3 separate regions of the Mus musculus genome follow, and regions 1 and 2 are each linked to region 3. A link is a loop called in an ENCODE intact Hi-C map of the cell type or tissue named here. Cell type or tissue: heart. All regions are shown on one strand.

The links. Hi-C counts contacts between places; a loop is a spot of excess contacts. Peaks named below come from ENCODE experiments on the same cell type or tissue, not always from the same donor. Only the 100,000 strongest peaks of a DNase experiment are listed, where the experiment ranks them.
Region 1: it touches region 3 in a loop (4-fold over the local background); 2 of 42 quality-filtered maps call a loop at or near these places.
Region 2: a loop joins it to region 3, with 1.8 times the contacts of the local background. A loop is called at or near these places in 3 of 42 quality-filtered maps.

Annotation. Positions count from the first base shown.
Region 1 is chr3:116,003,368-116,011,367 of GRCm38, reverse strand. Slc30a7 (solute carrier family 30 (zinc transporter), member 7) reads left to right here and starts at 3,962. Exons shown (of 11, transcript NM_023214.7): 1 at 3,962-4,233; 2 at 4,433-4,534. The coding sequence starts at 4,154. Extl2 (exostosin-like glycosyltransferase 2) reads right to left here and starts at 3,071. Exons shown (of 5, transcript NM_001163514.1): 1 at 2,831-3,071; 2 at 672-746. The coding sequence starts at 679. In heart, no CTCF peak of the experiment used is centred here; DNase peaks (open chromatin) are centred at 3,127 and 3,907; H3K4me3 peaks cover 2,873 bases; H3K27ac peaks cover 1,955 bases.
Region 2 is chr3:116,745,858-116,753,857 of GRCm38, reverse strand. It overlaps Agl (amylo-1,6-glucosidase, 4-alpha-glucanotransferase), which reads left to right. Exons shown (of 34, transcript NM_001081326.1): 29 at 495-607; 30 at 1,662-1,873; 31 at 3,363-3,460; 32 at 7,154-7,241; 33 at 7,345-7,478. Among named protein-coding and RNA genes, the nearest start is that of Slc35a3, 38 kb to the right of the region's middle. In heart, CTCF peaks have their summits at 2,464 (motif pointing right), 4,823 (motif pointing right) and 6,026 (motif pointing right); no DNase peak of the experiment used is centred here.
Region 3 is chr3:116,421,831-116,429,830 of GRCm38, reverse strand. It overlaps Cdc14a (CDC14 cell division cycle 14A), which reads left to right and starts at 5,799. Exons shown (of 16, transcript NM_001080818.2): 1 at 5,799-6,394; 2 at 7,174-7,264. The coding sequence starts at 6,346. It overlaps Gm40125 (a long non-coding RNA gene), which reads right to left and starts at 5,580. Exons shown (of 3, transcript XR_867571.3): 1 at 5,148-5,580. In heart, CTCF peaks have their summits at 4,668 and 6,985 (motif pointing left); DNase peaks (open chromatin) are centred at 4,720, 5,670, 6,320 and 6,840; H3K4me3 peaks cover 3,544 bases; H3K27ac peaks cover 2,979 bases.

The DNA.
Region 1 (8,000 bases), 420 kb after region 3:
AATGTAGAAAATCTGAACTAAGCCAGATATGTTGACCTGCCTTTGATCCAAGGACTCGTAGAGCCAGAAGCAGGCAGATCCCTGTGAGTTAAGAGGCCAACTTGATATGCATACTGAGTGGCTTCTTAGCTAGTCAGGGCTACAGAGTGAGGCCCTGTGTCAACCATTAACAGCAACAACAACAACATCCAAACGATAAACAACCTAAGACTAAAATAATGGTATTTCACCAATGTCATATAAGTCTATTTACAATAGAAAACAAGACAAAACAAACAAAAACACCAGTCACCCAAGCGTCCATGGATGAATAAATACGCATCCATTTGGGAAGTACACATACAATGTGTATACCATTTAACTCCACCTCAAAAGGGAATTTAAACTATGTGAAACAAACTCTCACACAAAAGGGACAGCTACTGTATGCTCCCACTTACATGTGATATTTAGTGCAGCCAAACTCACAGAAACATGATGAACACTCATGGTTGCCGAGCACTGGGAGCAGGTGGAGGAGGATGGTTTTATCTGGAGATCAGTTATACAACAACATAAAAATACTTGAGACTACAGAACCGCAAGAACGATTAAGATGACACATTATGTTAGATGTATTTTACTGGGATTTTTAGTTGTTGTTTTTTAAAGAGACAGAACCTGTGACTTACCTCATCATATTATTAATTTTTTATAGCAGCATTCTTTATGACTTCAGTACTTCAGTGGAACAGGCTCTCTTGATACTATTAAAAGACAGCAAAGAATTTTCTGTGATGTTTTCAGTGACTTTTAAATGGAAAAAAAAAACCTGCTATTCTAGGTTCTAAAAATGACATTTGGGGACTGAGGTAGATAGTGTTTTCTTGTTGGCTGATGCTAACACTGCAGCGCTTTTGTCTTTAGATTTCTCTGGAGGGTCCAGAAACAGTAAACAGAGACTGTCCCAACTGATGCATCTGAAACCAGGGCACACACATCTCAAAGTGACGCCGAGGACTGTGAATATAATTTGCATCACTAGTTAATTCCTAGACTCACGTTCATCTTTACTCTTACCCTCTATTACAGCTCCCTTTTAAAACAACACTTCATAGGACAACAATCTGATGTATCTAATAAAGCATGGGTCTAAAATAGGGTTGCAGATAAACGCCACACGGATTACTGAGGTTGACAGATGGCACCCTTGTCATTCTTGCTGTCTGTTACCGGAAAGGACTCAGAACAGGAGGAATGTCCGTCCTTTCATCTTCTCTGCTTTCATATTTCAATCTTCAACCACACAACTAACCACGCCATACAGCGCGTTCATCTAAAGCGACTAACTGAATAGATACATAAGTATTTAAAATAGAGATACACTTATTAATTTAAGAACATTTATTACTGTATCTATTCTGTAGTCTTCTCTAGCCATTTAGTCTTTGTAATGCACAACGGACCTATGACTGGAGACTTCCCAAGTACCTCGTGTGACTGCAGGCTTGCTTAAACACTGACCACCAACACAGAGCTAAGGAATCAAAATCGTTGTGCGCCCAACTCCTTCTTTTAATGATAAGAATTACTGCGGGAGTAAGATGAATGGGTGAGCACAGGCAGAAAGGCTCATCGAGCAATAGCTGTTGTCTCTGTTCACTGTTTCAAATTCATCGCTGCTGCACAACTTAAAGACTGCACCATCTAAAATACCGATGGGTTTGCCTTTCTCCCCACCTCCCTCTCTTCACATTAATTTGTCCTCTCCATAAAACTCTCCCCGGAGAAGAACTCTCACTTATCTTGCTTTATAGTCTGGACACCCAACACATACAAGATAATCTCCAAATGATAACTGAGTTCTATTTTGACGTGTGGGACGTGTGTTAACATGTGGGACATATGTTAACCTATGTGTAGGTTAACATGAACAGGATAGATATTATTTAAAGATTACAAAAAGAAGTGAGGCACAGTAGAAACAACTTTTCCTGGTTTAAAGAGTGTCCTTCTGTCCTTTATACTGCAAACGAAAATGCCTTTAACGCTGATTGGCCTTTATGCTGTCCAGGGCTAAGGATTAAAAAATAGCATGGCCACAGTCAGAAGGGAGAAGATCTTCAAGAGCAGATCTACCTTATATCGTAACAAATCTAGGAAACTGATAAAGCTGAAATTAAATTTCTTTAATGCCTTTCAAAACTATTCAATAACAGGTAATATGGGTTCCTCCCTATCTATGCCAGCTAAGCAACTTCGGATTTACAACAGTGCAAGATGGAATACAGAATTTATTTCCAAAGGCAGGATAAAAACCACATAGGCTCAAATTGCAGGTGACCTTAATGAGAAGGCTGGAAATCCATTGCTGAAACTTGATTATTTTGATATACCATCCCCACCATCATACTTAAATAAAGCAGTCTTCAAGGGGGAAAAAATCAATTGCAATAGCTATTTTGCCTTAAACGACCTCGTCTGCAGTCAGTTCTGGCTTCCTCAGCAATGCAGTAGGGTAGAATTGAAAAACTGCTCTGAACAACAACAACAGAGTAGCCTTTAAAAAGTAAATGCTACTAATTGAGAATATTTGCTTACATGACAATAATGGTCCAAGAAAGGCAAAGACAAAAGAGACATGTTTGTCCTAGAACTTATAGAATCAAGCCGTTTGTTACCAGCAGTTTTTAAAGAGGAACATTAAAAAAAAATCAAGATCTATTTTCAAAAATCTAAATTACAGAATAAATCCTTCCTACCCACAAAGTTCCAAGAACGAGGGCAAAACAAGCAGAGGTCCCAAATGGAAAGATAAAATCAATGAAAGAGAATTTCACAGTTGCCTCACCTCTAGTGCAGAAGATTGCAGCGGGGCCAGCGGGTTTATTTGCAGCTTGGTTAGCATAAATCGAAAGGAGAGTCTCCTTTGCTTGCCTCTTTTCCACCCCTTTCCTAAACCGGGCTTCCAACCTCTCTGCCCGTCCAATTGATAACCTAGGAAATGCGCCGCCTGCAAAGTGAGTGCCTGGAGCAGGGGACAGTTCCTGAGTGGCCACCCCTCCCTCGCTTTGGGTGACGCTCCACTTCCTGTTAGGCAAAAAGGCTTTCCCAAGAAGCTCGGTTTTGTAGTTTCCAAGCCACCTCCCCAAACCAGACCCCCTTTCCGGGTTTCCCCTTCTAGGTAATAACTTTTAATCATTCACGTGATCGGCCAGCTGACCTTGTCTAAACAATCCCCTAGAAAGATGCTGGAGAGTGTCTCTCTAGCCAGCCCAGGCCCACAAGGCTCATCCCCAGCCTCCCACCCAACAGGCTTGTATCTGCACCTCCTGAAATGGACCATAGTGACAGCTACTGTCTTGGGGGTGACAAGGATGCTAAAGGAACCTGTCTGCGGTTGCCTTCAGGGCTACAACCGAATGAGGTTGCAGGGGAGAAACAGCAAGAAGCGGACCTCAAGGCCATAGTCTATGGCCCTCTTCCTAAAGGACGTTTTAAAATACCTTTAAGTGTTTCTTTTGCAAAGCACTCAACGATCGCGTCCCGCGTGACGGTTTCCGCGGGTGGGGGTGGACTCCCTTAGCGTTGACCTCGGGAAGCCATTCTCGCACATCCCGTGCAGTGGCGGCGCAGCACGTGGCCGCCTGGGCTTTTCAGTGATGCTGCCTAAGGCACAGCGGGGATTTGAGGTCCTTTAGGGGGTTAATGCTGAAGGAGCAGGAGCGGGCTGCACTGCATCCGGGGACGATAGTGATGGGCGATCTGGGTGGGTGACAGCGGGCCCTGAACCAGTCAGCCACGTCTGCAGAGAGCCAGCAGGGGTATCTTTCGTGAGTTCAGGAGATAGGACCCCTAGCTCAGCTAGAGATAGATCCCCAAGCTTTCAGCTCGGACTTTCCGCAGCCCCCAAGCCCCGCCTCCTCCCCGTAAGCCCCTCCCCTGCCGGAGTCCCCGCCCCCGCCTCCCGCTTTCCCGTCCCAGGACGCGTTGCGCGGCCCGGGCCGGAAGTCCTCGAATTCCCGGGTGTGTGTCTGTGTCTGTGTCTCGCGGCGGTGCCGCGGCGGTCAAGCGCTTTGGGGTCCGCGTTTGAAGCGTCACCGCTGTCACTGCCGCCACCATACCGAGTCACTTCTAGAGGGACGGAGACCCGGCCCTTCGCCGGGTGGAGAAGATGTTGCCCCTGTCCATCAAGGATGATGAATACAAACCACCCAAGTTCAATCTGTTCGGCAAGATCTCAGGCTGGTTTAGGTGCGGGGTGCTGTGATTGCTGGGAGGGGGCTGCCCGGGATGCTGAGACAAAGCTGGGTGCTAAGGATGGCCTGAGGTCCAGCATGGGAGCGTCACCCTCCTGCTGTGGTGGAACGAGCATGCGGACTGGGTGGGTTTTGAGGGGTCCCCGCAACCCCCTTGGCTCCTGCTTGCTTCTGATCACCTGTATCGTGCCCAGGTCCATCCTGTCGGACAAGACATCCCGGAACCTGTTTTTCTTCCTGTGCCTGAACCTCTCTTTCGCTTTTGTGGAACTACTCTACGGCATCTGGAGCAACTGGTAACCAAAGGGGAAGATGATTGGGGCGGAAGCAGAGGGTGAGGGAGACAAGCCACTATTTGCTTAGTGCCACGTAGCTCCTTACCGGCAGGTTCACGTCTTACCTTTGCCACTACCACTTTTGCTGAGTTGCTCTCAGCGTACTCTCACCAAAAGGGAAGGGCTGCAGTTCTAAGATCGGGGACTCTCATTTCCTGCAACTCCATTAAACAGAACTGACAAACAGGCCCCCTCCTCATATTTTTTTTTTACTTTTTTATTTGGCAGATGCAATGAATCTCTTTAACAGCTTGCCTTAGCTATGCCTCAGGAAAAATGAGAGGATCCTGTTAGCTAACCTACCTGTGGGTGTGGCTTTTTTTTTTTTTTTTTTTTTTTTTTTTGGATTTCACTCCTAAGATTCTGAGAGAGAAAGATCTGAATGGCCCTGTTAAATTTATGATTGCCTTTGAATGACTTTTGAAGAGGTTTGTGAAGAGACCGTTGGCAAAGCATATGCCATTCTCTTTTCCAGTGAAACTGTCTTAGGATTTTCCTTGTATCTTTACTGCAGTAGAAAATCCCATACAGTTTTCTGAGAATGCCATTTTGACTTGAAGGCTTTGGTGTCACCTTTGGGCTTTTTTGTTTGTTTGTTTTTGTTTTATGGTGTCAAGATTTGGGTCGAAGAGAGTCCGGTGTCGCTAAGGAAGTAAAGTCACTGGAATTTAAGTATTTGCTGTGGGATAACTTCTGGGCTTGTGAAACTGCTCTGCAAATAACAGAATGAGCACACTTCTGAAGTGTGCTAACTCCATTTCTAGATTTTATTCCCTTCTAAGAATCGATAAAAGAGGGGCAGAAGTTGAGAGTGCTCACTGCTCTTGCAGAGGATCAGGATTTCGTTCTCAGCACCATATCTGGTGGCTCACAACTGCCTGTAACTCCAGCTTCAAGGGTCTGACATTCTTTTCTCCACCTCACAGGCACATGCACACATGTGACAGACACAGAAAAACAGAGACGTACAGACAGACACACACATGCAGGGATAAAAACAAAATGTTAAAGAAAGAGACTCTATTAGAAGATGGGGGATATAACTCTCCCAGGATCTTTAGGCGAGTTACATAGGATTGTAGATTAACCTGTGCCATTTATGGTCTATTTTTGTTACTTCTAGTAAACTAACTTGGCCTCTGTCTTTTAAAATCCATTTTCAGAGGGGTAAAAGATCATAGTCTTTGGACTCTAACTCTGCTGTATTTGAGCAAAGTAATTGTTTCAATCAAGTTATCATGGCATCTGTTCTCTGGCGTACACCTTTGATCCCAGCAATTGGGTAGCAGAGGCAGGAGGATCTCTGTGAGTTCGAGGCCAGCCTGGTCTATCTGTTCCAGGACAGCCAGGACTAAGAGATCCCTGTCTCAAAAAAGAAACAAGCAACAACAAAAGCCCCCAAACAAAGCAAAACCTTCAGTAAGTAGTAAATCATAAGGATTATTGGTTTTGTTATTTCTTGGGGTACAAAAGTCAAATGAACATCATTAACTTAATGTATTTAATAACCATTTTGATTCCTCTGAGAATTGTACATTTCAAAGGATACCTCATAACATTATTTTTAATCTCATAAACTATTTAATACCTTTTGATAGATCATATTTGTTGAAAATACTATAGTCTTAACTTATATTTGAATATAATACTTTAATAATGAATATATTTATAATATACTTCATATTTTCTTTTTAAATTGTCATAATTTTGGCATATGTGTTGCTTATTCTATGATACATTGTAGCTTTGTACACACACATCTTTTATTATTGCTTTATATTGCTACCTAGTATATTTCATTATGACCTTTCATTGGCATAAATCACTTCATGGAATACCTTGCTCTAGGGATTCATATCTTAAGTGTCTGAACCATCGATTTCATGGAAAGTTGGGTGTATAGTGCCTTTCCAATCTGATCACTTAAAGTACTAAAACCATTTTTGTCCAAGCTGTTTGTCAGTATACATCATTGCATAAGGGAGATATTAGTGGAACGTGACTTGTTATCTGACCTTCGGTGGTTTGCTCCTCTGTTTTTTGGGTAACTTTCTGCTATCCTCAGGTGACTTGTTCTGTCATACCCTAATGGTTTATCCTTTCATTGTGTTAAATCATTCAGACTCACGTGAGCTTTGTTGTCTGTCGTGCTGCAGTCATTTGTATCTCCTCTGTATATCAAGTTTGATAGCCACAGTTGCTTAGTCCCCAATATCAGTTGGTGTCAGTAGCTACGAAACATAAATCCTTGCTGCTTGGGAGGATTTAGAAGTTTGTTGGGGATTACGGCATAGCTTAGTGGTATAGTTCTTGCCTACTAAGAACTAGGCCCCAGATTCAGTCCCTAACATTGCCAAATACACACACACACACACACACACACACACACACACACTGTAATCTCAGTATTTTGAAGGTGGAGGCAGGAAGATCAGAAATTAAAGGTCATATTGAGCTACATACTAAATTAAAACAAAAGAATTTTCTTAACTTGGATATTTATATAATTTGACTCCCTATATTATTTGTACACCAAATTTTTCAGGTTTTTTTGATTGATTATTTCTTTATGATATTGGATTATCTCGGTTTATTTCTCACCTGAATGCACTTTGTCTTGGTCATTTCTATGTTTGACTTCATTCTTTAAAAATAAGTTTCAGGTTGTTGAATATAAAAGATCAAGGAGTTTTTCCTAGCATAGAGGATTAAACTATGGATAAAGCATTCCCTTCCCAGAGATGCAAAGAGATACATGATAGAGTAGCAGCAAGTGTTAACTTCAGCCTTGATTTCCAGGGCCTGCACTTTCAAGGCAGAGCTTGGGTAGAATCAGAGTGTGTATCTGATGGTGAAGTGTCTTTGGTGGAAGGAGAGTTCAGTTCTGTGTGCTTTCTCCCACTTCCTGTCTACTCCCTTTCAACTAGATGGCAGCTTTACTGAAAACTCAGTACATGTGCTGTGTGTGACTGTGCCATAGTGGGCATCTTGGCACTTGGCACACAGTAGGGGCTTACTACATATTTGGTGAAGGAAAGAATGAGTGATTGAAGGTTTGGATTCATCTGTGTCTACTAACTGCTAACTGTTCTGTTAAGGGAAACAAAACCACCAGAAGCAAAAATTAAGCTTTGGTTCTGAGAAATGGGGAGGGAAGCGCAGGAATGTGGGCTGTGATTCTTACTTCCTTCTCGATGCTCTTCTATCTACTGCTTTCTTTTTTTCCCCCTTTTATTGAAAATATATTCCTTTTTCATCTAATTATGGTTATGATCATGGTTTTTCCCCTCTCCCATTCCTCTAAGTTTCTCCCTACTGCCCCTCCTCTCTGGATCCACTCCCTTTCTGTCTCTCTCTCATTAGAAAGTGAACGGGCTTCTAATGGATAATAATAAGATGTGAACGGGCTTCTAATGGATAATAATAA
Region 2 (8,000 bases), 320 kb before region 3:
TGAGGAAAGCCTGCTGCTGGGCGGGTCCCAAGCTTGCTTCCCAACACTCACCGTGGGAGGCTCTCAACCATTGCAACCAGTTCCAAGAGATCCGGTACTCTTATCTGGGCATCCACACGTGTGCCATGTGCACATAGATACACATGCATATACAAATAAAAATATGTCTTTTTAAATATTAGAAACAAAAATCAATGCCAAAATAGTAAGGGAGGAGATTTCTTATGTGATATCATATGTATATAATATGTATTACTTATAACGTGAAGATGTGGGCACAGGTAGTTGCTTGTATGGTGCATTAGGTACAATATTCACCAAATAGGTTGTTGTCGTTGGTAGTGGTTTGGTTTGGTTCTATTCTACCCAAAGCCTTCATTATTTCTAGACGTTCAACTCTGAGCTACATCCCCAACCCAGAATTACTTATTGAATGCCCTTTTAAATAATGGTTAAATAAACTCAACATAGAAAATACATTTTTCTAATTTTAGAGATGGGTCTGCTGTGGAAATCGTGGGCTTGTGTAAATCTGCTGTTCGTTGGTTGCTGGAATTGTCTAAGAAAAATATCTTTCCTTATCATGAAGTCAGAGTAAAAAGACATGGTAAGCTGGCCTGTTTCCAAGGAACCTACAAGTCATTAACCTTTGTCGCCGTCATTGGGTTCAGCCAATCAATACCAGAAAAGGCTAGCTTTTAAGAAGAAAGAAAAATGGTTAATTCCCAATATGGAAATGCTAACAGCTGGTTACTGACACCGTTCCTACAGCACCAGTGAGCTGAGAGAAGAGGCGGCGTGGTGCCTGCCTCCATGGCCTCTCCCTCACTCTGTGAGCAAGTCACGCACATGGGCAGTCTGGAAATCTTCCCATCCCTTTCTGGAACAATTCCTACGCAACAGAAGCAATGTTCCTACGCAACAGAAGCAATGTTTGAGCTACCTGTACAACTCTAGACTTTCTTTTTTTTTTTTTTAAAGATTTATTTATTTATTATATGTAAGTACATTGTAGCTGTCTTCAGACACTCCAGAAGAGGGAGTCAGATCTCGTTACGGATGGTTGTGAGCCACCATGTGGTTGCTGGGATTTGAACTCTGGACCTTCGGAAGAGCAGTCGGGTGCTCTAACCCACTGAGCCATCTCTCCAGCCCTAGACTTTCTAAAACGTAAAAAAGAAGTAGGTGGGGCTGGTGAGATGGCTCAGTGGGTTAGAGCACCCGACTGCTCTTCCGAAGGTCCAGAGTTCAAATCCCAGCAACCACATGGTGGCTCACAACCATCTGTAACAAGATCTGACGCCCTCTTCTGGAGTGTCTGAGGACAGCTACAGTGTACTTACATATAATAAATAAATAAATCTTTAAAAAAAAAAAAAAAAAAAAAGAAGTAGGTGAAAGTAACTGTATGTTTAATTCAGTGCATATGAAGTGTTATTTGTTAGCACAGTGTGTTGAGTATGAAGTTAGTCCTGAGCTGTTTGTCATTCTTTTGGGAGAGGTATTTGGTCTTTGAATTTATAGCATATCTCCATCTAAAGCAGCCACATTTTCTAAAACATAGATAATTTATTTCATAATGAAGCTAAATATGAAGTTTTGGCAATAACAGATGTTTAAATGTTCTGAAGATCTACAAAATGTCTCTTGTCACTTTTCAGGAAAGGTTGTGGCAGTCTCGTACGATGAGTGGAACAGAAAAATACAAAACAATTTCGAAAAGCTGTTTCATGTTTCCGAAGACCCTTCAGATCCTAACGAGAAGCATCCGAACCTGGTTCACAAACGCGGCATCTACAAGGACAGCTATGGTGCGTCGAGTCCTTGGTGTGACTATCAGCTCAGGCCCAACTTCACCATAGCAATGGTCGTGGTGAGTGATATAGTGCCTTCACATTTCAAAAATGTCATGGTAACTCTACTAAGGGCCTTTTTTCTTCTGTTTGGTTTTAAGTTCCACTTAACCATGAAACATTATTGCTTTCTGGATAGTATTCTATGGTTTTAGAGTAATTTAGTATGCATACCACCTCTAATCCAAAACATTTAGTGTCAAAAATGGAAAATAGTGGATGCAGAGAAACAAACGCTCCCAGAGTCACACATGCCCAGTACCTGGCGTCTATGCACACACTGGGCTGAATGGACTGGGTCTCTTAGGCCAGGTCCAGCTGCCTCAGTCGGCCTCAGCCCTCACCCTGGCCTGCTGAACATTTGTGTTACCTCAGCGCATGCCACAAACAGCTCCCCAGTGCACTAGACAGAAAGCTCTGTGTTAGGGAATGTCCACAGCAGCTTATAGTCACATCTGTCTCCTTTGTGGTCTTTCTCTCATTAGTTCTATTTAGCTAAGGATTATTTATTATTAATTATTATTTTGTTTTACCATTTTATTGGGGGGGGAGGAGGAGCCTGCATGTAATGTATGTCATGTATATGCAATGCCCCAAGAAGCCAGAAGAGGGCATCAGATCCCTGAGACTAGAATTACACCCTGTAGGTGTGGGGAAATTGAACCTATATCCTCTGGAAGAGAAGCTAGTGTGCCTAACCACTGAGCCATCTCTCCAGCCACCTAGCTAAGAATTCTTGATCCCCTTTTATTGTAAAATCTCAGTCTAAAAATAAACTCTTCAGGGCAGTGGACTAGGAGGACTGTGTTTAGCCATGCCTCCCTGGGTGTTTGACTTTGTCAAAAAGATTACTAAGCAGATATTACTAATTGTAGTGGTATGAAAGTGTACCCTTTCAGACTGGAGATGGCTCAGTGGTTAAGAGCAGTGACTGCTCTTCCAGAGGACCCGGGTTCATTTCCCAGCAACCACAACTCTCTGTAACTCACACCCTCACACTGATATGCATGCAGACAAAACCCAGCCATGCACATAAAATAAAAAGAAAGAAAGAGAGAGAGAGAGAGCAGGCTTGCACAGAGGCACTTTGGCGTGATGCCTTTGCTCCGCTTTCTCTGTAAGATGGGTGCAGATTTTCTCTCCTTCCACCCGTCGCAAGCATTTGTGCTGTTGGCGTACAAGTTCTGAGTTCATTATCGCCAAGAAGAGAGGAGAGAAGCTTCGGGTACGCGTATAGGGCTCCTGCACGCCTAGGACGTGGCAGCGGGAGGTGAGCTCTGCCTCCGGTGTAGCTGTGGCTCCTGTTTGGTTCTTGTTCACGGGTGGCCCCGGTGGCCCGTGCGCTCTCCCAGCCTCTCAGCCGAGAAAGGCGACTCAGATTCCGCCTCGGAGGATTAGAGTCGTCAGGTTCCACTCACCATCTGACCTACACCATATTCTTACATGAGTAAGAACTAATTGTTCTGCGATATTAAAATGTTTTTTCTTTGTTTATTTCACCTTCATTAGGCCCCTGAACTCTTTACTGCTGAGAAGGCTTGGAAGGCTTTGGAAATTGCAGAAAAAAAATTGCTTGGTCCCCTTGGCATGAAAACTTTAGACCCAGAGTAAGTTGGAATATTAGTATTAAGAAGGTTGTTGAGTTGGGTGGTGGGTGTGAATGCCTTTAATCTTAGTACCCAGGAGGTAGCAGAAGCAGGTAGCTCTGAGTTCAAGGCCAGTCTGGTTTACAGAATGAGTTTCAGGATGGACACAGAGAAACACTGTCTAGGAAAGGAAGGAAAGGAAAGGAAAGGAAAGGAAAGGAAAGGAAAGGAAAGGAAAGGAAAGGAAAGGAAAGGAAAGGAAAGGAAAGGAAAGGAGAAAGGAAAGGAAAGGAAAGGAAAGGAAAGGAAAGGAAAGGAAAGGAAAGGAAAGGAAAGGGGAAAGGGGAAAGGGAAAAGAAGAAGGCAGTTGAAATTGTGTTTAACCCACATAGATTAGTATTATTAGTATTAGGCTAGAGAGATGACTCAGCAGTAAAGAGCACTGACTGCTCTTCCAGAGGTCCTGAGTTCAATACCAAGCAACCATAGTGTGGCTCACAATCATCTGTAATGGGGTCTGATGCCCTTTCTGGTGTGTCTGAAGACAGCAACAGTGTACTCATATACATAAAGTAAATAAATAAATCTTTAAAATAGCTCTTGAGCCCAGCATGATGGCGTATACTTGTAGCCCAGCCTCTGGATAGTTGAAACAGGAGAATTGAGAGTCCATGATGGCCTTCCACTGTCTCACAAGTTTGAGACCAGCCTGGCCACATGAGAGCCCGCCTCGTGAGGAGCAGTTGGAAGGATGTAGCTCAGTGGTAGAGTGCATGCCTACCACATGTAGGACCCTGGGCTCTGTCCTCAGCACCACACCCCCATATTCATTTATGTGTATAAGTGTTCTGCCTTCATATATTTCTTTGTGCCACATGTGTGCCTGGTGCCCTTGGAGGCAGTAAGAGGGCATGGATCCCCTGGAACTGGAGTTACAGACAGTTGTGAACCATCATGTGAGTGCTGGAATTGAACCCAGGTCTTCTGCAAGAAGAACACATGCTCGTAACTGCTGAGCCATCTTTCCAGGCCCTCAAGGACAGTCTTTATGTTTTGTTTTTGTGGATAGTTTTTCCATACTCCTGGATAACCTACACTTGTTTGTGCTATTTTAAGTGGCAGGCATATGTGTCCACTTGTAGTGGTGGCTGTAATGATCTTCTTTTCCAGAAGTCTCCGTCCTTCCTGGACAATTGCACCACTCTTTCTGCCTAAATCAGTAAAGAACTGTGGTTTTTTTATCTTACAATTTGCATTTGCAAATGTCTTTACTTTTATAACCCTTTTCCTAAATTTCTAGGGTCTTTCTGGGTTTTTTGTTTTTGTTTTCTTATGTTTTGCCTACATGTAGCTCTGTTGCACCACTTGCATACAGTTCCCACAGAGGCCAGAAGAGGGCATCAGATACCCTGGAACTGGAGCTACCGGTGGTCGTGAGACATGTGGATTCTGGGAATTGAACCCTCATCCTCTGGGGGAGCAGCCAGTGTGCTTACCATCTGAGCCAGGCTTTTATACTTTATCACGTGCTGATTTCCACTGCAGACCAGGCCGGCCTCTGCCTCCAGAGTGGGGTGGAATTAAAGGCGTGTACCGCTATACATGGCCTGCCTTCTTTCTTTCTTGGTTGGGTTTTTGTTTTTGTAGCTTCCTGGAACTCACTCTGTAGACCAAGCTGGCCTTGAACTTAGAGATCTGCCTGCCTCTGCCTTCCAAGTGCTATGATTAAAGTCATGTGCCACCACTGCCCCTGTGTCAACTGGCCTTTCTATATACTGATCTTGCTATTTCGTTTCTGTTTATTGAGACAGAGTCTTACACAGCTGACACTGACCTTGAACTCCTGACCCTCCTGTCTCAACCTCCTAGCATTAGACACATACCACCATGCTTGGCTTGATTTCGTTCTTGATACCCAAAATTTTGTTTACAGATACTTGTTATTTTTTTGTCTGTTTGCATGTTCAGCTCAGGTGTGGTGGCACACAAAGGAAGGTCTCTGTGAGTTCAAAGCCAGCCTGGACTACTGAGACATTTCCAGGGCAGCCAGGGGCGCACAGTCAGGCCCTGTCTCAAACTCTAAGCCCTCAAAAACAAACAGAAGACTTGCTGATCTCACTAAAAGTTAATGATAAAGGTTCATATGGCCACTTTGTGTCATGAAACAACATCTTAAAAGTTACAATTTAGTTAAATTGTACTTACTTACTTACTATGCATAACTCATCTGTTGGCAATGTTTATAACACTGCTCAGTATATAACTTTGTTTTAAATTCTACATATTATAGCAATATCTATTCAACTGTTATTTATAATCTGACCGTATACTCATTTTACTTTTTTAAAGATAGATTTATTTATTTATTTATTTATTTATTTATTTATTTTATGTATATGAGTACACTATAGCTGTACAGATGGTTGTGAGCCTTCATGTGGTTGTTGGGAATTGAATTTTTAGGACCTATGCTTGCTCCAGTCGGCCCCGCTCGCTCAGTCCCTGCTTGCTCCAGCCCAAAGATTTATTTATTATTTTACATAAGTACACTGTAGCTGTCTTCAGACATACCAGAAGAGGGCGTCAGATCTCATTATGGGTGATTGTGAGCCACCATATGGTTGCTGGGATTTGAACTTAGGAACTTCGGAAGAGCAGTCTCTTACCCGCTGAGCCATCTCGCCAGCCCTCATTTTAGTTTTTGTTTTTTGTTATTGGTTGTTGTTGTTGTTGTTGTTGTTGTTGTTGTTGTTGTTGTTTGTTGTTTGGTTTTTTGGGTTTTTTGAGTTTTTTTGAGACAGGTTTTTTTTCTGTGTAGCTCTGGCTGTCCTGGAACTCACTCTGTAGACCAGGCTGGCCTCCAACTCAAAAATCCACCTGCCTCTGCCTCCCAAGTGCTGGGATTAAAGGCATGTGCCACCACTGCCCGGCCTCATTTTAATTTTAAAATAGCTTCATAGAGAAATTTAAAACATGACCCTACATGGACTAAGGTTGTATAAATTGTGGGATACTTCCCCAGTATAGATAAGGCCCAAGGTTTGATCAGTAGGCACCACAAAATAAATAATTTACATAAATAATGCCTTTCTGCTCTGTAGTCAATAAAACCTTATCTTTACTTTTTCGTAATTCAAACAACTGTTTGGACATTTTAATTGTTGTGCACATATTGAAAGCCTACTGAAATGGTTGACTTTAAATACAATATAGACAAGCTCCTTGAAGACAAGATGCCTCAATATTTTTATTAATTTTTTTAATTAGCATACAAAATAATAAGTTTAATTATGACACTATTCATACATATTTCTGTGAAGGCTCCTCCCCCTGCTCCCTGGCTACCTGTCAATCTTCCTCCCACCCGACAACCCTCACTCTGCCCTCACATTACATATATCCGGTACTGTTCTTGCCTTCCCTTGCCTTGCCTTCCCGTCCTCCCTCCAGGGGCCCTCTTCTAGTATCATTTATATCCTACCTATGTATAAATTAAAGTCTGGGATGTAAATGAGAAGAAAACATGCGGATACTTGAACATATTGTTAACGTCCCCTGTACTTGGTATTAAGTAAGGTACCGACGCTGAGCGAGCTCACGCTGCAGATTAGGAAAGAAGAGGTTCTTTTTCTTGCCGTTGTTACTGAAAAGCTGATGCCTCCTGTGTGAGGCCTGACCCTCTTTTACTGACCTCACACGCCAATCCTTTTGCAGTGACATGGTTTACTGTGGAGTTTATGATAATGCCTTAGACAATGACAACTACAACCTTGCTAGAGGCTTCAATTACCACCAAGGACCTGTAAGAATTTCATTTTCTTTTCAGAGTTTTCAATTTAACTTATTTTTAAATAAAGTTAGATATTCACAATTCTTTTTCTCTTTGTTTTTAAATCATATTTTAGGAGTGGCTGTGGCCAATTGGGTATTTTCTTCGTGCAAAGTTGTATTTTTCCAAAATGATGGGTCCAGAGACTGCTGCGAAGACTGTATTTTTGGTTAAAAATGTTCTTTCTAGACATTATGTTCATCTTGAGAGGTAAGTCATCCCGTGCCTGATGTCCAGTCAGTGTATTAGCTACCAGGTAAGCAAGGGTTCCATAGAATTTGTCTTTGTATGCCAAGTGCATCTTCATGGAACCCACCCTGTGCTCTGTACCGTTTTTTTCAACCATGGAATTTCTACCTCCGTTAAGTATTTTGGTTCTTATATTTTATATAAGTATTTGAGGATCTTATATTTTATGATCTATACTTGTAGAATAGTCTTTAATTTTCAGGATAACTGATAATTTGGATATATTAAGATAGAATAAAATAATAGTTGAAGTGTTCAGGTTGAGCCTTTTGAGTTGATTCATTTATCAAGTAAAAATTTTCATTATTTTGAAAATATCAGTTGGTCTTTTGACTATTACTTCAAGTGGTATTTCTTGTGCCCTTTGACCTAATTATTAGTAAATTAAACAGTATTGGTATTGTGTACTTTTCTAAGATGGTACAAACTTAGCCAAAGACTTTCTTAATTTCTTCTTTTTAAGATTTATTTATTTATTTTATG
Region 3 (8,000 bases):
GTTATCACTATGTAGATGAGGTTGGTTTTGAATGCCACAAAATCCTAGAGCCTTGGACTCCTAAGTGCTGGGCTTGTAGGCATGATCTACGACATCTGGCTTCGTTTTTATACTTCTTCTGTGATGAGAGTATGAATGACAAATAATTATAGGTAGATACATTCTATAAAACACGAAAACTGCATTAAGTTGTTGGGTTACTTGAGAATGTGAACTAGCCAATAATTAGAACACTACTCAATGTATTCACCTGACCATGAAGCACCCTTTTCAGAAGGGCACCATTTCTTATTGGTTACATTAGTCAATGAGAAGACCACTGTTAAAAGTAATGTTGATTAAACTAGCTCTTTGTGTGTGTGTGTGTGTGCCAGTGCTAATTTGTACATGTAAAGGAAGCTCAGAGGACAACATGTGGGAATCCATTCTCTTCCTCTAACATGTGAATTCTGAGAATCCAACTCATGTCATTGGATTTGAAGGTGATTATCATTTGATTTTTGTTTTTTGAGGCAGTGTCTCCTGTAGCCATAGATGGGCTTGCCTTTCTGTCCTTCCTGGATAAATGCTGTCTATAGGTGTAAACCACCATGCCTGGCTAATTATAGTTTTTCCTCTTAATCATAAAAGTCAGACAGTGGAGATTTAATCAATGTTGCTACATTGGGAAGTAAAAATATAGGAGGTTCAGTGACCCCCAACTTCATCTTGGGGTTACTGAAAGAGCTTTAGGTTTAATAAAGGGAGAATTGGGGCAGGGGACAAAAGGTGTGTGTGTGTGTGTGTGTGTGTGTGTGTGTGTGTGTATGTATGTGTTTGGTCTGTGTGTGTGTAGCAACGTTTCTCAAGTGTGTTGTTTTGACCATTACCCTGGCTTCCATGCTGTGAGGTGATTTGAAGTGGTCTGTATGACTTAAGAGGAGCCATGCTGCACCATCTATCATGGAAGCCCTTAGCATTCCTCCACCATCCTGCATCTCATTTCCAGGATCTGGGATCTGCTTCGTAATTTGTGTTTGAAAATGGAACTGACTAATCTTCCACATTCCTTCTGGTTCTTTGGTTCCAGTTTGGAACTCTTAAACAGGCAGTATTGTGATGCAGAGCATGGCTGAGCCCGACTAACATCTTAAGGTCGGTTGTGGGCAAGTAATTTTTAAAAAAGATTTATTTTACTTTTAAGTGTGTGTGTGTGTGTGTGAGGGAGAGGGAGAGGGAGAGGAAGAGGGAGAGAGAGATAGAGATAGAGAGATAGAGAGATAGAGAGAGAGATCCTTTGGGCCTGAGTTACAGATAATGGCTGCAAGCCTCTGACATGGGTGTTAGGAGCCAGACTCAGGGTCTCTGGAAGAGCAGTGAATGCTCTTAATCTCTGAGCCACCTTTGCAATATGCCACATGGGCAGATATTTTATGAGCCACACTATCTATACATTTTCAGCATTTCAGTCCTGTGATAACAATATTTTTCTCTGTATTTTATTTTTATTTATGTAGTTATCTTTTGGGTTCTAGGGACTGAAGTTGAGGCCTTCAAAATGCTGGGCAAGTGCTCTGCAGGGACACGCTCCACCTTGCTTATGTATTTTGCCAAAAGGTGCTTTAAGTTGGTTTTCTAATCATACCGGGGATGATCAAACCAGTCGATTTCAATTATATCGAATTGAAACTAAATTCCCAGGCCTTGTTTCATAATCTAAAAGTAATTTGTAAGAAACAGCCATCATATAGTCTATATTTCTTCTGCCTTCTTAGATAATATCACTACTGACAGAACAAGTATGTTTTCATGAAATATTCTAATGGTAGCAATTAAAACACAGATTATGCAAATGTCCCAGCCTTCAAGTCTTTGACTACTGTGACTTCATTTTTCCTTGACCTCTTCCAACAAAAAGAATATTTCCCTTTTTATTTGACCTTTAAATGGTAAAACTGGGTTCTTTTAATGGCTTCCATTGCTCTTGTTCCCACCCAAGTCTTTCATCACGTACAAATAAATGTGTCCTCCTTGTCCCCACACATAACTAGTCATACCAGCTCAGAACTGGCCTGCGTTCCATTCTGGGACACAATTTATAAGAAATTGGGCAAATTGAAGATTGGGTCAGAAAGGATGGAGGCTAGACGGATGGAGCAGAAGGAAAGCCTGATGACGATGAGGGGTTTCATCTGTGAAACTCTAGGACGCAATCCAAGAGCTGCTTTGTAAAGAGCTTTTTTTTTTTGGAAGAGCTGTTGTGTGTAAAGAGTGACTGTCTTGCTTGGACAGGAAGTTGTTGGCATGACTTGAAGTTGCTTCCAGCAGTCTCTTCTCTAGGTCTGCATGCATGCACCCTGCATGGAATGCAAGACAGCCCAAGAAGTATGCAAGTTAGGGATGCAGAGGTAAACATTTGTTTACACTCTCCCTTCCTGTTCTTACTGGCTAAATCCACAAGCACTTTCCTTTTCTACAGCGAGGTGACATTGTAAATCCCATAGTAGTTTCATGTATAATATGCCATTCTTTACTGCTGGTTCAAGTAAAAGTCAGTTTCTTCCGTTTGTACTAAGTTGGGTGATTGGGATGAAATGTCCGGTTTTGCCTTCCCCCTGGGTTGTAAGAGCATGTCTTTATTGTGAGGCTACAACAGTAGGAACTTTGGCCCATGATAACTGAGGCAATAATGTGTTTTATGATGTCGTTCGGATCTTGGTGTGTATGTGCCATGTGTACAATGCTGTATATTTTTCTTGCAGAGTTTTTAATAGCATGACTTAGAGAGGTCCTAGTTTACTAATATTACTCACAGCACAGTATTAAAGAATTTTATCCTCTGTATGGAAGTGGCACACATCTTTAATCCCTGTACTCAGTAGGCAGAGGCAGGCAGATCCTCTGTGAGTTCCAGGCCAGCCTGGTCAACAGAGAGAGTTCAAGACCAGCCAGGGCGACAGGGAAACCCTGTCTCAAAAACCAAAAACTACAGAAGAAAGAATTATTATCAAAAATATATAGTAAATATGGTAAGGAAAAATAATTTTCCTTTAAATTTTGGCTTGAGACAGCATCTTATCTCACACTAATCCAGTTGGACCTCCAACTCATGAAGCACTCTCATGCTGGGACCATAGGCATGGGCCACAAACTCAGGGCCATTTTTACTTATTTTTACTTTAGTCTTATGTGTGTCTACATGAGAATGTACCACATGGGTATGGGTGCTATTTTGTCCAGTAGAGTGTTGGATGCTCTGGGGCTGTAGTTAATGGCAATTGTGAGCCTCTCAACACGGGTGCTTGAAGTGGAGCTTAATTTGGGTCGTCTGGAAGATCAGGAAGCCGCCTTAACTGCTGTGTCATCTCCCCAGCCCCCATTTTCATCTCTTTTAAAGAGTTTTGTTAGGTCACACTTCATTCCTCATGTCTAAAACCTCTAAGGAGAATTCTATGAAAGGCAATGTAGAACCCTTTTTGGGAATAGAATAGACCCCTGTTGTTACAGGAGCTATTCAATGAAATCTGCCCCCCTGAAAGTGTTTTATGGATCTCTCTCCTGAGACTACTTATGAACGTACAGTCATGTGATGGCCAGGCAGAGTGACACAGGCCTGGGTTCCTGGAAGGAGGATCAGGAGTTTATTGTCATCCTTCTTTACGTATGGAGTTCCAGGCCAGCCTGGGGTTATACCAGACCTACCTCAAAAAACCCAAAAACAGCCGCATTAGCCCGTGAGATGGCTCAGTGGGTAAAGATGCAGGCCACCAAACCTGAGAGCCTGTGTTGTAGCCCCTACACTGTGGGAGGAGCAAATGACTATGGCCACTCTAAATCAGCGCAAGCCACCACCTCTGGCTCCAACTTTTTACTGCAGTTGATAGTCAGATGAAAAACTATAAGACTTGTAAAGCGGCAGCTTTAGAAATGGGTTGAGTGGGCTTTACTGTTAGCTTTATAGACAAAGGGGCGAAGCCTACTGAGACTGACATGCTATGCTTTTCTACATATTTCATTAAAAAAAATCTCAATTACGTTTATTCCAACAAAATTGAAATTGTTCAACGTATTAAAACCAGGATTTGGGAGAATAAAGGTAACATTCAAGTTTTGAGAGGGTCTTTGTTCTTTTTCCTTCTTTTTTTTATTTTTTAGTTTTCAAGACAGGGTTTCTCTTCATAGCCCTGTCTGCCCTGGAACTCACTATGTAGACCAGGCTGGCCTTGAACTCATAGATTCACCTGCCTCTGCCTCCCAGGTGCTGTAATTAAAGATATATGCCACCAACCCCTGGCTATTTTAAAGTGTACTCCCCCTCCTCCTTCTCCCTTTTTCTTTTTGGGAGGTCTTTGCTTTCAGGACTCTTAGAATATGTAATACACTTCAAAAGGGTTCAAGGCTCATTACAACTTTCAGGACTTTTACAGTTGTAAAGTCTGTTTCTTTTTCGGGGTTAACTTTTGAATGTAAGGAGAGGGTGTCTTTTTAACTCCCTTACCAAGGATGTGTTTGGCTAGAATTACCGAGATGCTCTGAATAACTTTCCAGTATATCAAAGTAGTATCCACTTAGTTTTGTGCTTGTTTAGCTTTATGGAAAGCCGGCAGAGCAGAAGAATGGCCTAAGAATTGCCTCCCTGGAGTCAGTGTTCCAAGTTGCTTCAGCCGGCACTTTGCTCGAGCGCCCCCTCTCTCCCTAGAGGTCAACACGCAACTGCGAGCTTTCAAAGGCTTGCACAAATCCCCGTTTCAAGGAGAAACCACTCAGAGCGCATGCTCTGGTGATAGTGGTTCAGTAGCGCCATTTTCGTAAGGGAAGGGCTGGCCACTAGTTCCGTCCCTAGGGCTCCCAGCATTAAAGTTCTCCAAACTGGATCAAAACGTTGCCGAACAAGTCCGGGGCCTCCTGGAGAGGAGCCTTTGTACTCCTTTGCAACGCTCCAGCCAAGACTACAGAAATCTTCTGTTCATTTCTCTTGTGGACAAGAGATCCTTTTCCCTCTTCTCCCTTCGCCTAGGATAGCCTACAGTCCGAGACTAGAGCCTTACACTTCTGGTGTAATTTTGCGCTCACACCTGTGGCCAAAATGAAAGGACTTGGAGAACTGGACGGGAATTTTTTTCCCCCTTGAGAACAAAGCCTAGGTGAGAGCAGACTCTAGTACTTACAGGGCATCAGTCCGTGTACTCAGGAGCTAGGAGGTATCGCTTCTTTTGAAAATTGGTTATAAAGACACAGATCCGATAGTGGTGAGAATAGGGGTTGGTGGAAAGATAGCTAGCGGTACGACCCGACATGGAGAAGGTCTGAGGTTTTTCAATGTGTGTGTCTGCGCGCGCGTGCGTGTGTGTCTCTGTGTGTGTGTGTGTGTGTGTGCGCGCGCGCGAGTTTAGAAGAAACTGAGTGAAGCAGGAAAGAGCTTGAGAGACAAAAAAAAATCTGGTGTGGAAGAAGAGCTAGCCGGTGCAGACGTGGAGACAGCATCTCAGCCCGCCAGGCAGTCGCAGCTTCCTGGGAGGCATTCACTCCTCTCTACCCATCCTTTTTCATTCATAAGTTTGTGGCTCCGCCTGACATCCACCCCACCCCCACCCCACCCAGGCAGAGGGCCAAGTTTCCTGTGTAGCAATTGGTGAAAGGCAACAAAGCCTTAGCAACTGGCTCCTAGTGACCCGCGGGGCGCCTGGTAACTGGGGCCCGAGGCCGGCTCAGAGAAAGGAGCCGAGCTGTCCCTTTAAGGGATGGCCGCGGAGTGGTGAAAGTGGAGGGGGACGAGGGAGGGCGGGGAGGCAGGTCTGGGGGCGGACCTAAGAGGAGGAGGAGGAGGAGAGGGAGGAAGAGTTGCTGCTGAAAGGAGGTGGCGAAGGAGGAGTCTGAGCAGCTGCTACTAGCCCCGCGGACACCTCCGGAGTCCTGCCCGCTGCCGCACGAGTGGCCACGGGCGCGATCCGGGCCAAACGTCTTGTCCTCCATGATCACTTTGGGAGCCGGGGAAAGACTTTGCCCGGCCTTGGGAGCTGGTGTGCGCCGTCCAGGTTTGGTGGAGACGGTGCAGCGCGAGAAGGAGGAGCTGCAGCTCGAGAAGCAGCAGCAGCCGCCGCCGCCGCAGAGTCCGGATCACAGCGGTTACAGCCCGGGGCGTGTGCGTCCCGCGCCCAGCGGGTTCGGTTCCCCACGGAATGTCCCCGGGGCGCCCCACGCGCTGACCCTGCAGCTGCCTCCGCCTTGGGCGACTGCCTCCTCCCTCAGGCAGGCTCGGTGATTGGGACCGCGAGCTCCCAGCTCTTGGGCAGTGGGGAAGCCCCCGGGGGCGGGTGACCTCAGCTGGCCACGACCCAGCCCTCCCCCGTGCGGATCTCGCTTAAGATGGCAGCGGAGTCTGGGGAACTAATCGGGGCTTGCGAGTTCATGAAAGGTGAGGAGCAGCCACCCGGCATCCTCCGGCCCTTCCACGCCACTCCCCCCCCCCAACTCCTCACGGCTCACCCCTTTGTCCCAAGCCTCTATGCTGGGTTTCTTTTCGGGCCCTGTGTCCCTCAGTACTGCGGCTCGGCGCTCGGGCCCCTTCTCGCTACTCAACTCCCGGAGGACCCCCTGCTTCCGGCTTCTTTTTTCGCGTTCTCACTCCCTCTGCAGCTTCCTCGTACCCGGACAGTGCAGGCTTCTCTGCTTGGGATCCTCCTGCAAACCTATCTTGGTGGGGAGCCTGCTGGTTTTAATCCTCCATCCGCTAACTCTCTACTTCCTCGGTGGCTGGCCCGTGTTTTTGGGACACCCCCTACCCCCAACCACACCCCCCTATCTTTCCTTCCTTCCTCTTGAAGTCTGCTAAGCTGCAGCGGCAGAAGCTCGCCTCTTTTCCCATTCCACCGCAGCTGAGGTCTGAAGGTTTCCGAACCAAACTTGTGTCTCCAGTTTTGCGGGTACCCACAGCTCCTGTCTGCACCCGCCCGCACGCAACCAGGGGGTGAGGGAACTCAGAAGATGCTCTGCCCCCTGCTGGGTCTTCTAGCCTCTTAGCAAGATGTGCTTTTGGGGCTCTGTAGCTTTCTGGAAGATCCTGTTTCTCCAAGAATCCCACGTGTTAAAGGTCTTTAAACGATGTGTAGCAGTTATTAATCCTTTGTGCATGATCTGCACTCTCAGTCTCGCGTCCCTGCTTCTCATGTTCTGTCTTTTAAACTTGTCTTTCAGATCGATTATATTTTGCTACTTTAAGGAATAGACCAAAAAGCACAATAAATATCCACTATTTCTCCATCGACGAGGAGCTGGTCTATGAAAAGTAAGTCCCCCCCTACTTTTTTTTTTAGCACCCCCTGAACTAGTTAGTTTGTTGGTTCTTTGATAATCGGGTTCCTTCACTTTTCCCAAAGAGTTCCGAAGGTATTACTAGCTTTCTATAGCTTGGGGAGGGATGCACACTGTACGTAGTTTGGTCCTGTTAACACTGCAGTCCTTTTAGAACTTCACGATATTAATTCTTCCTCCTCCCACAGCACGTCTGGGTTCCTCACACTCCCCAGAGTAGCACCAGGCCGTCATACCTGGTGTCATCACCAGACCTGTAATTGGCCTGTGAATCAGTCACTAGGTATTTGTGGGAGCACCCACAGGGTAGAGGGCAGTCAGTGTGTGTGTGTGTGTATACTACAGGTGCCGAAGCTTCACAGTGCACAAGGCTTCTGTTGTTTGGAAGGATGTTTTTGTTTGTGTAGCCAGTTTTCTGGAAAGTGGGACGCAGGACTGTGGGGAGCTGGATCCAAGTTACGTCTATGTGGAAGATTTCCAGTGTGATTGAGTTGAACCTGATGGCCTGATGGTATTATTGTCCCCCCCCCCCCCCCCCCCCAGGGAGTGAAAAATCAGAACCAGGAACTGAGCTCTGTGAAAGGCCATGGATGTAAAGGAAAAGGTTATTTGAATATTTTAGGCACAGTAAAACATTAATTGGAGAGCCATATTTTCTTTCGACGAAAGCAGTAGACAGGAGTAGAAAGGCGGGCTTGGCTGTATCCTTT